Regions from separate parts of the Homo sapiens genome. Here regions 1 and 2 are each linked to region 3. The links are chromatin contacts, found by Hi-C or POLR2A ChIA-PET in ENCODE. All regions are on one chromosome and are shown on one strand. Each heading gives the region's core, a stretch centred on a gene start or an enhancer-like site at or near the end of the contact. The rest is flanking DNA. Distances are from core to core; before and after follow the strand shown. Region 1 overlaps SH3BP5 (SH3 domain binding protein 5). Region 2 overlaps SH3BP5 (SH3 domain binding protein 5). Region 3 holds the start of CAPN7 (calpain 7).

Evidence for each region. Hi-C counts contacts between places; a loop is a spot of excess contacts on that map. ChIA-PET counts read pairs that join two places held with the same protein, here RNA polymerase II (POLR2A). Pooled maps may share reads with other maps.
Region 1: a loop to region 3 is called in a pooled map, with 3 times the contacts of the local background. The contact joins the enhancer-like site here to the promoter of CAPN7 in region 3. A Hi-C loop is called at or near these places in 6 of 50 pooled maps. POLR2A ChIA-PET finds 5 or more read pairs at or near these places in 8 of 52 experiments (BJ, CD4-positive, alpha-beta memory T cell, HEK293 and 5 more).
Region 2: a loop to region 3 is called in a pooled map, with 4 times the contacts of the local background. The contact joins the enhancer-like site here to the promoter of CAPN7 in region 3. A Hi-C loop is called at or near these places in 1 of 37 single-sample maps with no recorded cell type and 6 of 50 pooled maps. POLR2A ChIA-PET finds 5 or more read pairs at or near these places in 7 of 52 experiments (CD4-positive, alpha-beta memory T cell, MCF 10A, T-cell and 4 more).

Annotation. Positions count from the first base shown.
Region 1 is chr3:15,308,114-15,312,619 of GRCh38, forward strand. The region is part of intron 2 of SH3BP5 (SH3 domain binding protein 5); the gene reads right to left. Among named protein-coding and RNA genes, the nearest start is that of SH3BP5, 22 kb to the right of the region's middle. Within about 2 kb of position 2,743, at least 13 of the 41 ENCODE cell types and tissues checked have a DNase peak (open chromatin) inside an H3K27ac peak, as active enhancers do.
Region 2 is chr3:15,290,848-15,295,740 of GRCh38, forward strand. The region is part of intron 3 of SH3BP5 (SH3 domain binding protein 5); the gene reads right to left. Among named protein-coding and RNA genes, the nearest start is that of SH3BP5-AS1, 39 kb to the left of the region's middle. Within about 2 kb of position 2,089, at least 29 of the 41 ENCODE cell types and tissues checked have a DNase peak (open chromatin) inside an H3K27ac peak, as active enhancers do; they include endothelial cell of umbilical vein, where a contact is called at or near this core.
Region 3 is chr3:15,204,996-15,209,209 of GRCh38, forward strand. It overlaps CAPN7 (calpain 7), which reads left to right and starts at 1,251. Exons shown (of 21, transcript NM_014296.3): 1 at 1,251-1,602. The coding sequence starts at 1,501. It also overlaps the pseudogene COL6A4P1. RefSeq lists a silencer at 957-1,476.

The sequences.
Region 1 (4,506 bases), core at 1,493-3,992, 100 kb after region 3:
GGTGTCTGAATCACTCATTCAGGTTCCCTGCCCAGCCGCTAAAGATATCTGATTTGCTGAGAGCTCTCTGGGGCACTGGTGAATACAACCCACCAACGCTGCCTTTGTGGAGAAAGAAGGATGGATACAGGGCACAGACTGACTGACTGCTATGTGGCAGGCACTACTGTCAGTGCTTTAACCCCACCAATTTGTGCAATCGCTAACAATCCTAACAGGTAGGTGCTATTGTTGTTATTCACATTTTATAAAGGAGGAAATAGAGGCAAGGAAAAGAAAGGTAACTTGCCCATGGTCACAGAGCTGGGAAATGGCAGAGTGAACAATTAAACTCAAGCAGTGCTAAGACTACTTACACACGTTGAGCAACAGACACACGGCTGAGAAGGCCACCCAACCCAAGTCAGACATGAAGAAAGAGGATTCCACCAGACAGAGAAGGGGGACATTCGACCCTCCAGCACGGACGGACGGGCTGGCCTGGTAGGGGCTGGAGCAAGGACGCCTCCTGGCCATTATAAAGGCATCTGAACTCAATCCCATGAACAATGGGAGGGCATGGCACAGTGGGGAGAAGGGGAGATTACTTCTTGTTTCTTTCTTTGCAGAAGATTTTCTGGTGCTAGTTCATCACTGAAATTCTGTCTCCCTCTGCTATTCTCTACTTGCCATTTCTCTTCCTTTGGCCATAAATCACATCTCAAAATCAAACCTTTTAACCTAGTTCTATGTGATGGGTTTTCTTCCCATAGGGTTACTTAAGTCTCAAGTAATTTATTTCCAATGCACCCTTTGTCAGAAATAATTAAAGAATGCATTCTACCACAAAAAGGAAACATAATCATAGTTTACTAGATGGCTCAACTGTGAATAGCACTTACCTAGCTGCAATAAAGTAATCAAATACTGACCACAATGGATTCTGCTGAGAAGACAGCAGATGGGAAAAGTACAGGACAGAGGGTGAAAAGAGACAAAACCTCATCTTCCATAGCAGGATGTCCACAGATAGTCACTCAAATGAAAAAAATCAAGAAGTAGTCACACAATACATACTACTTGGTCATAGAAATAAATACCTCCATCAGCTAAAATACATTAAACTAATATAGTTAACTGGCTAGGGGAGAAAAAAACAGGGGTAGGGTGGGAGAATGGGATAGTATAGGGCTTTTTGTTTGATTTTGTGTTTTTGTTTTTGGGGGTTTTTTGGGTTTTTGTTTTCACTTGATCTTAGCCAAAAGGCCGAGAATCGATGGGGTTTTTGTCTTCTTAAGAGACAGAGTCTTGCTATGATGCCCAGGCTGGAGTATGGTGGCTATTCACAGGCATGATCATATCACACTGTGGCCTCAAACTCCTGGGCTCAAGGGATCCTCCTGCCCTTTCCAAGTAGCTGGGACTACAGGTGTACAACACCATGCCTGCTTTTTTGTTTTCAACTGTAAAATATCATAGATTTTTCTAAGCAGGGGCATGACCTGATCAAATTTAGGTTTTACAAAATTGTTACCTGGGTGCAGAGTATGTTAAAAGACTCCTCAGGTGATTCTGATGGGCAGGTTCAGGGCCTGCCAGTCTGACTTGATGCCCTTTTTGTGACTATCTGTACTAAGTGTGTGACCATCAAAGGGTATTAAACCCAGAAGACTTGATTTGACATCAGCGTTTCCTTCTATAAATGAGGCTGTGCTGCCAGGAATGATGCATGACTGGCTGACTTCCAACCACCAACAAGCCTATTCATCAAAGATGCATTGAAACTGAACACAAAGCCAGTCTTCCCCGCTCCACCCCCCCCCCATAAGAAAAAGCCCACCCAGTTGTTTCCATTCCACTGAGGATCACAGCTACTTGGGTAACAGTTCCCAGAAGTATTGAGGTATGAGAGGCCACAAACCAAAATCTTTCCTGTCTCCCCAGTGTTACAGCCGTAATATTCCTTGGTCCTCACCCCCACCTCTCAGTCCCTAGTGATGTGACAGGGCCTGGCCACAGTCATACTCCTAGCCACAGTGATTGTTCGATGAGCAGGGGCGATAGACATGACCCATCATAACCAATGAGACTTCATTTCGGGACCTTTCTGCAACTGTTAGAGGAAATTTCTTCCACTTGAGATGTTTAAGAGGATGGAATGAAAGCCTGCAGCAGATAGCAGCCATCCTGGCATCATGAGGGGAGAGCCTAACAATAAAGCCATGTGTATAAGGAGCAGAGTCTGTGGAATTTAGTTCAACCTAGCTTTTATAAAGCATTTCTTTCAATACATCTTAAAACCACCTTGCCACAATTGAACTTAGACTTTCTGTCTTGTTTCTTAAAGAAAAGACTTGACTGTGATCCTTTGTCTCCTGCAATTACAAGCAAATGTGTTTTCCAAGATCAGAGTGGGGGTGGCTTCAGGAATGTCCAGGGAGGAGAGTAAGCTGACTGCTTTCCCTGCAGAAAATGAGCCATGGAGGGGAGTGGCTCAAAAGTACAAACTTATCTGAGAGAGCAAGCAGATCTTCCACCAGTCAAGAAAAAGAATCCGTTTACCATCCCAGGGCTGTTTACCAAGGGAGTTTTTAGATCAGCACTTGAAAGAGTTCTTAAACAGTTCCCTCTGCTTGGAGGAGGCCTCAGCTCTTCAAATGTGAAAATTGTGTTTCATCCATTAGGTGACTCAGACTGAAGGTAATTTATTCAAGCAAAGAATTGCTGGGGGTGGTAGAGTCTCCCTGTTTGACTGTGTCAGTGTGTCAGACAAACAGCCTTGTGTCAGATAAGAGCTCAAGCTAAACCACACCAGCCAGCACCAGTATACAGTGGAAGCAGCATGCAGGTTGAACATGAAGCACACAGGATGAGTCAGTGTTTTCTGGCCAATCGCTCACCTGCTCACCTCAATTACCTTGCCTGGAAACTGAGAATCCTGGCTTTTCCTCTTCACAGGTGTCCCCAGAATTAAGTGAGATAAAGATGGGATGGTGATGTTTTAAAAATAACTGTCCTACATGTTAGAGACGACACCAAACTTCAAAAGATCCTTACTAATGCCATTTACAAGTATACCACTTTCAGTTGGCAGAAAGAGGTTTCCCAGGCATTATCTGAGACACACAACAACCCTGTAAAACAGGCTCAGCCAGAATTTCCATCCCGAGTTTACAGATAAGAAAACTGGAGGCCAGGTGCGGTGGCTCACTCCTGTAATCCCAGCACTTTGGGAGGCTGCAGGCACATCACCTGAGGTCAGGAGTTCGAGACCAGCCTGGCCAACATGGCAAAACCCCATCTCTACTAAAAACACAAAAATTAGTCGGGCATGGTAGGTGCCTGTAATCCCAGCTACTCGGGAGGCTGAGGCAGGAGAATTGCCTGAACCCAGGAAGTGGAGGTTGCAGTGAGCTGAGATCACGCCACTGCACTCCAGCCTGGGTGACAGACATTCTGTCTCAAAAAAAGAAAAACAAAGAAAACTGGAGCCTTGGAGTTCCAGGTGACCTAATGTCTTTGCATAAAGTCACAGGACTATCAAGTGTCAAGCGTTAGATGTAAGCAGACATCTTCAGTATTTTTTGTTTTTTGTTTTTTGAGACAGGATCTCTCTCTGTTACCCAAGCTGGATGCAGTGTCGCAATCATGGCTCACTGCAGCCTCCACCTCCTGGGCTCAAGCAATGCCCCTACCTCAGCCTCCCAAGTAGCCGGGACTAGAGGCACGTATGACCACACCCGGCTAATTTTTAAATTTTTTGTAGAGATGAGGTCTGTGTTGTCCAGGCTGGTCTCAAACTCCTGGGCTCAAGCGATTCTCCTGCCTCGGCCTCCCAAACTGTTGTGATTACAGGCGTGAGCCACTGCAACCAGCCATCTTCAGTCTTGTAGTCCAGTGTGCCAGTCACTTCACCAGTGGTTCTCAGAGCGTGGTCTGGCGAAACCACTGGTGGGGGTGGGGGTGGGGCACCTGGAAACCTTTTCAAGGAGTCTGCAAGATGGAAGCCATTTTCATTAATAAAGACTTGCCATTTTCACTGTCATTCTGAGCGTTCAGTAGAGTTTTCCAGAAGCTACCTGACAGGTGACATGGCAAGAAATGACATGAAATGCAGAAGTAGGTGAGAGAATCCAGCTCTTCTATTAAGCCAGACATTAAAAAGACTTGCGAAAGCATGTACAACAATTACTCTTTCATTGAATTTTCTGTTTGGAAAAATAGTCCTTTTCCATAAAATGTATTATTTTTGTTAACATGTAATAGGCTGATTGTCATCTTAATGAATATAGACCTTAGAAATAAATGTCTTTTGATTTTTATATGGCAAATATTAATATTATCCACAAAAACAAAGCTCTCTGGGGTACTCAATGATTACCAAGAATGTGAAGGGGGACCTGCAGCCAAAAAATCTCCAGTGTGCTGCACGCCACCTGCCCTCAGGCCTGCTCTACATAAACCCCTCTTGAACCAAAGACAAGAGTGTACTTTCAATAAGAATGAAGCAGTTGTTGCTTCTCAGAT
Region 2 (4,893 bases), core at 839-3,338, 87 kb after region 3:
AAGAAACTAATAAATATCAAACTAATAAAGGCCATCGAGAATGGAGAAGGGGAAAGAACTGGTGGGAGGCAGAAACAGGAAGTGGCTGGAGAAGACAGGGGAAGACACAGCTGAGGAACCCACATTCCAGAAGATTCTTCAGAAGAGACCCAGTTGATGTGGCCTCCCATGAAGCCCTTCGGAATTCTACCGGGAGCTGACCAGCTCTCAGCAAAACCAAGCTAGTGAGGGTTGGGGTGGACAGAAAAAAATACTAGACCCAGCTCCTTATCTTAGAAACTCAATTTCGTCCCAGAAACACCAGGCTTGGGAGTAGCTAGAACAGCAGCATGAGCATTCGCATGCTTTTTAGTATCACTCAACTCTCCTGTCTGTGTTCACTTGTGCCCACTCAAGGCTACAGGCTAAGGAATGACAAAGTGGGAGCCAGGGTTCCTCCACAGCTCCACATGCTGTGGATTCAGGAACCCCAAGACAGGGCAGCTGACCCCAAAACTACTTTCTCTCTCTGGCTGATCAACACTACAAATTCCCTTTTGGTAGGGCTGCCAGATTTAGCAAATAAAAATATAGGCCTTCCAGTTAAATCTGAATTTCAGGTAAACAATTTTTTTAGCTTATGTACCAAATATGGCATAGAACAAATTTATACCTAAAAAAAAAAATCTGAAATTTAACTGGGTGTTCTGTATTCCCATGTTCTATCCGCCAATCTTACTTCTGGCTTAAACTCCACAAGGACATCCCACTGGGTAGAAATGAAAAGTCTACCTACAGCCTGCACTTCTAAGCATTTCCCACTTAGTGTAAAGGGTGTAGTTCTGTCTCTCACATGTGCAGAGGTTCCCACAGCATGATGAACCCTGAGTTGGGAATATGCAGTCCCACCAGGTTGGAAGCAGGGTATTCCAAGCTATGGGAATGTTTGTAAGTCAGAACCACTTGAAGCCCCAGAGACCATAAATCTCTAAGTCTTATCAGTCATTTACTTCTCAGCATGAATAATTTCATCAGATTCTTCAGGGTAGATTTTCATAGAAGTCACAACTGGAAGGGCTGGGGAAGAAGTAGAAAAGAAAGGAAGGAAAGCAGGGGCATCCTCTGAGTCAGGAAAGGAACAGAAGGTGCACCAAGAGTGCACAGCCGGGGCCCAAACCTCGTCACCAGGCAACATAAAAAGGCCAGCCTGTGTCGACAAAACTCGTAGCAGAAACACAACCTATGCTCTGATTTCCTTTCACTGAAAAATTAATCACTCTGCCACTCTTGCCAGGGAATGCCTGTGGTTTACAGAGGGGAAGGGGCTATCCATGTCCATGCAATCACTTTACTGAAAGCAGAGTACAGTTGAGAAGAAGGAAGGAAACATCTGAAGAGCATCATGGTTTCAGGGAACCAAACTCCACACCCTGTTTCCCCTCTAACCACTATGCTGTGGTGACAAACCACACCTGTTAGCTTCACAGAGAACACTGCCTGCCCAGCAGCACCAAGGGGGGCTCAGCCATGCCTCTGTGAATAGCAAAGGAGATAAGAAAAAGGGAGTTGCCCATGACAAACCTCCCAACTAACAAGGTGATGGAGGGCAGCTCCTCCAGCCCAGTGCTTCCTGGCTAAGACCTGCCTGCAACCAGTCCCCCACGCGGACTTCCTGCCACCTGCCAGACAGAATGGGGTTGAATGCAAATGGTTCATGGCATCACCAGAAAAGAAAACCTAAGCCAGGCGCGGTGGCTCATGCCTGTAATCCCAGCACTTTGGGAGGCCAAGGTGGGTGGATCACCTGAGGTCAAGAGTTTGAGACCAGCCTGACCAACATGGAGAAACCCCATCTCTACTAAAAATACAAAATTAGCTGGGCGTGGTGGCGCATGCCTGTAATCGCAGCTACTCGGGAGGCTGAAGCAGGAGAATTGCTTGAATCCGGGAGGCGGAGGTTGTGGTGAGCCGAGATCACACCATTGCACCCCAGCCTGGGCAACAAAAGCGAAATTCCATCTAAAAAGAAAAAAGAAAAGAAAACCTCAAGATCAGCAACACTCTCCCTGCTCCAGCCCCAGACGCCCGAGGCAGAGCCAGCCAAGCAGGAGGTGCAACCCTTCTGGCAGAAGCCCAAAAATCTACTTGTGTGTGTCAGGAGCCTTTGACCTGGGTCAAAAGCTGCAACACATCTCCTTCCTGACCCCATCCTAATTCAAGATTCCAAGTTTCCAAAGTGCAGCTGCTTCTTTCCCAGAATCTTCAGCCAAGACTGTCAGGCAGGATGTGATCTTTCAGGCGAAGGAGAGTTAAGAGTCCATGCTCAGTTCTTGCCATAAATCTCCAGGAACTCTGCTTTGAGACAGATGCCCTGTCATTCCACTACGTGCCCTTACTTTGGGCAGCAGGAATGACGCAGTTCCCAGGAACTGGCCTGTGGCCACCCAGGGGGAATGTGACCAGGGCCACAGGGAAGAACGTCACTGAGCCAGACCTCCTCACCCAAAGTCCCGTGGCAAGAACTGCCCCCAGGCAGGCAAGTGGCTCTGCAGAGATAAAGTGACGGGGAAGAAGGAAGGCATGACAAAGCCACACTGAAGTCCTAGCAGGAACAGGGCACCATGAGGGGAAAGTTCCCAAGGACTCCAGATTCTTGGAACAAGAGCTTCTCGGAACAAGAGCTTCTCAGTTACCCTAGCCAAGAAGAGGCAGGGGTGTGCAGGGAAATAACTGCACCAATGAGCTCAAAAACTGCCTTTAGTCCTAAAAGCCCATTCTCCTCAGATGTGCCAGAGTGTCTTTCAGATTTGCAAATAGTCATAAATGCCTCCTATGTGCCAGGCACCAGCCAGAACCAGGTAGACTTGGTTTAAACCTTCACTCCTGTCCTCGCAAGGTCTGTGATGTTAAAGTCCCCAAGCCTCAGTGATTATTCCCCCTCAGTATGATGAAAATAATATCGTCTTGCAGGCCGGACGCAGTGGCTCACACCTGTAATCCCAGCACTTTGGGAGGCCGAGGCAGGCGGATCATCTGAGGTCAGGAGTTAGAGACCAGCCTGGCCAACATGACGAAATCCTGTCTCTACTAAAAATACAAAAATTAGCCTGGTGTGGTGGTGTGCACCTGTAGTCTCAGCTACTCGGGAGGCTGAGACAGAAGAATCGCTTCAACCTGGGAGGCAGAGGTTGCAGTGAGCCGAGATTACGCCACTGCACTCCAGCCTGGGCGATAGAGCAAGTCTCCATCTCAAAAAAAAAAAAAAAAAAGAAAAGAAACAAGAAAAAGAAAAGAGTACCACTTTGCAAAAAGTACTCGCTGTAAGGATTAAATGAGATAATGTACATAAAAGACCTATGACCACAAACCCAGGCCCCTAGCACAGCCTCAACAAATCAGGGCTGCAGATAGCCCCTTAAGAGAACACAGACTCTAAGCCCCAGTTTCTTCTTCTGCAAAAGTAAGTGTGTGTGTGTGTGTGTGTGTGTGTGTGTGTGTGTGTGTGCGCGCGCATGTTTACGTAACTCCCCCTCATGCATGTAAAACACTTAGAAAGTGCCTGGTATACAAAGAGTGTTGAAATTACTCTTCTTCCTCCTCCCTTCCATCCTCCTTTCTTCCTCCCTTCCATCCAGTAAACTGTCACCGCCATACCACTGACTCCCATTTTCCCTGCATTCTGGATAGATAATTAACCAAGTCTGTTACAGTCTCCCTTCACATTCTCTTAGATTAGGCCACAACACCGGAAAGGTTTATGTAAAGGCCCAGTCTTTGGGCTCCAAGACTAGTTTCCTCATTCGTACTATAAGGCCAAAAGGGAAACAATGACAGCCCCCGCACAGAGCAGTGTGTGTGGCACCTAATACATCATTAGCGCTCAAAAAATGGCAAAAAATGGAGCTGCCATTAATGTAAGGACATCAATTTCTCAAACACAACCTAAGCCCCCTAACTCAAGAGCCTACCATGGCTACTTTGCAGCTTCTCAACCAAGTCTGAAGGGTAGGCTGAGGCGTAAGGCACCCTCAGCTGTCCATGCTGTTCCTTTCCTGACTGGTCCTTTAGCTCCCCTAAGCCTCTCTTTCCAAGGCTCTGGCTTCCTTACCCAAGTTCATATCTGCACTGACCCCTCCCCTCAGATCTCTGCTCTTCTGTCTTTACCAGCCACCCTTCCTCTTGTGCTTCGGAGTGTGCACAGTGTGTCCTTCCCCTCAAGCCTTTCCCCTCAAGCCTTCCTGATGGGCAGCATCTCCCGCCAACACACACACACACAGTGACACACTCCCTAGCTTCTTCCCTTTGCCATCTACATCAGAGCCACATGGTTCAGCGCACTAACAAATAAGCCTCTCCATGTGGCTCTTGGCAAATACAGTCAGTCCTCATTATTCACAGCTTCCGTATTTGTGAATTTGCCTACTTACTAAGCTTTATTTGTAACCCCAAAATCAACACTTGCAGTGTTCTTGGGGCCATCCATCGACATGCACAGAGTGGTGAAAAAATGAGCTACCTGATACATACGTTTCTAGCTGATGTCCAACAAGAAGCCACCCTGCCTTCTTGTTTTGGCTCTCATACTGTACACAAGTGTCCTTTCCTCGGTCCTTTTAGTGCTGTGTTTTTGACATTTTTGTGCTTTTTGTTGATGATTTTTCTCTATAAATTGGCCTCCAAGTATAGCAATTAAGTGCTTTCTAGTGCTCCTAAGTACAAGAAGGCTGTGATGCGCCTTATGGAGAAAATGCTTGCGTTAGATGAGCTTCGTTCAGGCAGAAGTTATACCACTGTTGGCTGTGAGTTCAGTGTTAATGAGTCAACAAAACGACACATGCAGAAAAAGGAAGAGGAAATTTGCCAATCTGAACATGAGTTCACTCAAGTAAGTGCTAAAGTAACATCCGCTGTGCA
Region 3 (4,214 bases), core at 1-2,500:
CACATTAGATATATTTAAGTAGTGGAGTTGACTCATTCAACATTTTAAAATATTTGTTGAACACCTGCTCTGGAACAAGGCTTGCGCTCAACGCTGGGATCAAAGTGGTAAAGACAGGAAGCATCCCTGCTTCAGCTATAAAACTGTAGTTGCTACCTTTGAGAGCCATCTTTGGGCCAGGCACAAAATCAAATTCTGTGTGTCTTTATAACAGCCTGATGAGACCGTTGTTATTAAGAACTTCACTAAATGTGAAGAAATACACTTAAACTAAGAAATTAGAGTCCCATTTTAAATGCAGGCCAAATGACTGAAAAAAAATTTAGAGTATAATTAAAAAATTAAAAGTACACACTTAAAATGTAGTTTGATAAGTTTTGACAAACGTATATATTTTTACACCACCATTGAGATATAAAACATTCTCATCATCCGAAAAGATTCCTTTGTATCCCCTTCCCAACCACTGATCTGCTTTCTAACATCGTAGTGTTTTCTAGTGTTTCTTATAGATGGAATTATACATTATGTACTCAATTCTTACTTCTTTGACTCAGCATGAATTTGGTGGTGCCCATCACTAATTCATTTTTATTACTGCTGACTTCAGACCTTTAGGGGAGAGAAGACATAAATCAAATAATCACCTAATTAAGTATTTAATTACAACAGCATCAAGTTAACCTAAGGGTAAGTACAAGTGGAAATACATTACCTTGTTTGTTAACAATTCAATCAATACGACCTTGGTGTACAGTGGGGGGCTATAGGGTCATGATTCAGCTTGTGGAAAACAAATGAAAATAAATGTTAGCGAAGAGTGACTCTAAAGAACCTCTGTCCTCACGGTAATTTTTTTAATGTGTCAGATGCTGGTGGGAGGCATTCTTCCTTAGCTCTTTACTCCCATCCCTTACACTTAACAGAGGAAAGGATCTGTAAGGCGCGTACCCCTCTACTGCCCACTGTCGACGAAAACAGCCTCGCCCTGCACCGCCACCGCCACGCATAAGGCGGTGTGTGGGCAGCTCGGACGTGGCACCTGCCCTCAGCTGCTCAATCCCGGGCGCCGCGACGGTCACGTGCACAGCGGCAGGCCTTTTTGCCCCGCCCCCGCGGCCCGGCTCCTGCGTGGGCCCGGCCCCGCCCACAGCCCGCGCAGTCCCGCGAGCCTGGCCTCGGCGGCCCCAGCTTCTAAGGAGCTCGTGAGGGCCAGGCTGCGCCTGCGTCGGGCGGCTGGTGGGCGGGGCGAGGGCCGCTGGGGCCGCGAAGTGGGGCGGCCGGGTGGGCTACAAGCCGGGTCTGGGCTGAGGGGCGCGGCTTCGCGGTGGACCCCAGCCCGGCAACGGGAAGGCGAGCTCTCCTCCACCGTCCAAAGTAAACTTTGCCGCTCCTTCCGCGGCGCTCCCGAGTCCTCGCCGCCGCCGGGCCGCCGCAGTCCGCGAAGAGCCGTCCTGCGTCAGGGCCTCCTTCCCTGCCCCGGCGCGGGGCCACTGCGCCATGGACGCCACAGCACTGGAGCGGGACGCTGTGCAGTTCGCCCGTCTGGCGGTTCAGCGCGACCACGAAGGCCGCTACTCCGAGGCGGTGTTTTATTACAAGGTAGGGCCGGGCCCGGCGCTTCGGTCGGAGTTGCTCAGTCGGAGTGCGGCCCGGGCCTGCGGCCGAGGGGCGGGATCCGGGTGCGGAGGCTAGCGGCCCCGGCTTTGCTTTTCCCTCGTCCGCCTCCCGGCCCTCCTCTTGTTGGGAGCGGCAAGCCCGAGTGCAGAGGCCGACGCTGAGGCTGCGGGGAGGCTGGGTCGCGGCTTGCAGCCGCCGCTCCTCCACCTGTAGTCCTGACTGGCAAATGCCCACCGTTGAGCCGCTTTGGGGGGCAGGTGTTAGATATGGGTAGTTAGTAGCCAATTCTTGCTGTCACTTGACTCTGATTTACAGCTAGCGGGAAATGGCCTGTGATATATATCAAAATAATGCATGCTCGTTAAATAAACTTAAAAAGAATAAAAACCATCTCCTGTCATAGCATTTGACATACAGTCATGCGTCCTTAGCGATGTGATATTTTCTGAGAAATGTGTTCTTAGGCCATTTTGTTGTTGTGCGAACACCGTAGAAAGCGCTTACACAAGCCTGAATGGTACAGCCTGTTCCACACCTAAGCTGTATGGCATGGCCTGTTGCTCCTAGGTTACAGGCCTGCGCAGCGTGTTGCTGTACTCAGTGGTGTGTGCAGTTACATGCAGTGGTAAGTATTTGTGCATCTAAACATAGAAAAGGTACAGTAAACATGCAGCATAAAAGATAAAAAAAAAATACTACACCAGTGTGGGGCACTTACCCACAAAAGGAGCTTGCAGGACTGGAAGTTGCTCTGAGTTGGTGAGTAGTGGTGAGTGAATGTGAAGGCCTGGGACATTCACTGCTCTACTCTTGTAGACTTTATAAGCAGTGTACCCTTAGGCTACGCTAAATTTTTTTAATCTTTCTTCAGTAATAAACTAACCTTAGCTTACGGTAACCCTTTTACTTTATAAACTTCTAAATTTTCTTAACTTTTTAACTCTTTTGTAATAGCTTAAAACGAACTTATTGTGCAGTTACACAAACATTTTCTTTATATCTTTATTTGGTAAGTTTTTTTGTTTCTTTTTTTTTTTTTATTCTTTAGTTAAAAACTAAGGCACACGTTAGCCTAGGCCTACACCTCGTCAGGATCATCAATATTACTGTCTTCCACCTCCAATCTTGTCCCACTGGGAGGTCTTCAGGAGCAATAACAGGAATGAAACTGTCGTCTCCTATGATAACAATGTCTCTTGAAATATCTCCTGAAGGACATGTCAGAGACTGTTTTATAGTTAACTTTTTTTTATAAAAGGAGTATACTAACAGTACATAGTATAGCATAGTAAATACATAAACCAGTAACATAGTTGTTGATTATCAAGTATTATGTACTCTACATTATTGTGTGTGGTAGACTTTTACACCACTGGCACCCCAGTAGGTTTGTTTACATCAGCATCACCACAAACATGCGAGTAAAGTGTTGTGCTATGACATTATGATGGCTATGACATGACCAGGCAATAGGAATTTTTCAACTCCATTATAATCTTAGGGGACCACTATCATATATTCAGTCTGTTGTTGACTGAAATGTTATGTGGTGTGTGACTATATTTTTGTGTTTTTTTATGCGTATGTGTATATGCTTTTTTTTTTTTTTTACAAACTGGTTTATACTGTTTTTAGTAATAGCTGCACAGTAGTTCATTATGTGGGTGTACCATATTTTTTTTTTTAAGAGACAGCGTCTTGCCCTGTCACTCAGCCTGGAGTGCCGTGGCCCACTAATAATAGCTCATTGCAGCCTCAAACTGCAAAGCTCAAGCAATCCTCCTGCCTCAGTCTCCCAATTGGTGGGACTACAGGTAGACACAACCACACTTGGCTAATTTTTTTTTTTTTTTTTTTTTTGTGTAGAAATGGAGTCTCGCTGTGTTGCCCAGGCTGGTTTCGAACTCCTGGGTCAAGCGATCTTCCTGCCTCAGTCTCCCAAAATGCTGGAATTACAGGCGTGAGCCTCTGTGCCTGTCCAGTGTACTATAATTAATTTACAGACTCTTGGGCATTCAGTTGATTTTGTTTTTTCAACATCATAAGTAACGATGTAGTTCATATCTTTATAACTAATTCTTATGACTAGTGCAAATTTTTGCCTGAATTTTCTTTGGGATAAATTACCGGGGACAGAATTGATAAATCAAAGGGTATGAGCTTCCATGGTCCACTCTCTTCTCTCCAATTCTGAGGATTTGCAAATATACCCCTCTAGCTCTAGCTAGATTTGGAGGGAGCTGTGTCCTCATGATAGTGTCACCTTTTCTTTTAGAAAGATTATCAGACTTTGATAATACTGTACAATAGTAGTACTTTTTTTCACAAATGTATGTGCTGTCAATAAAGTGTGGTTTGTTTCAGATTAATATTTTGTTGCTTTCATTTTATAATCTTTTTTCCTTTTTTTTTGAGACGGAGTTTTGTTCTTGTTGCTCAGGCTGGAGTGCAATAGCACAATCTCGACTCGCTGCAACCTCCACCTCGTGGGTTCAAGTGATTCTCCTGCCTCAGCCTCCTGAGTAGCTGGGATTACAGGCATGCACCACCACCCCCGGCTAATTTTGTATTTTTAGTAGAGACCGGGTTTCTCC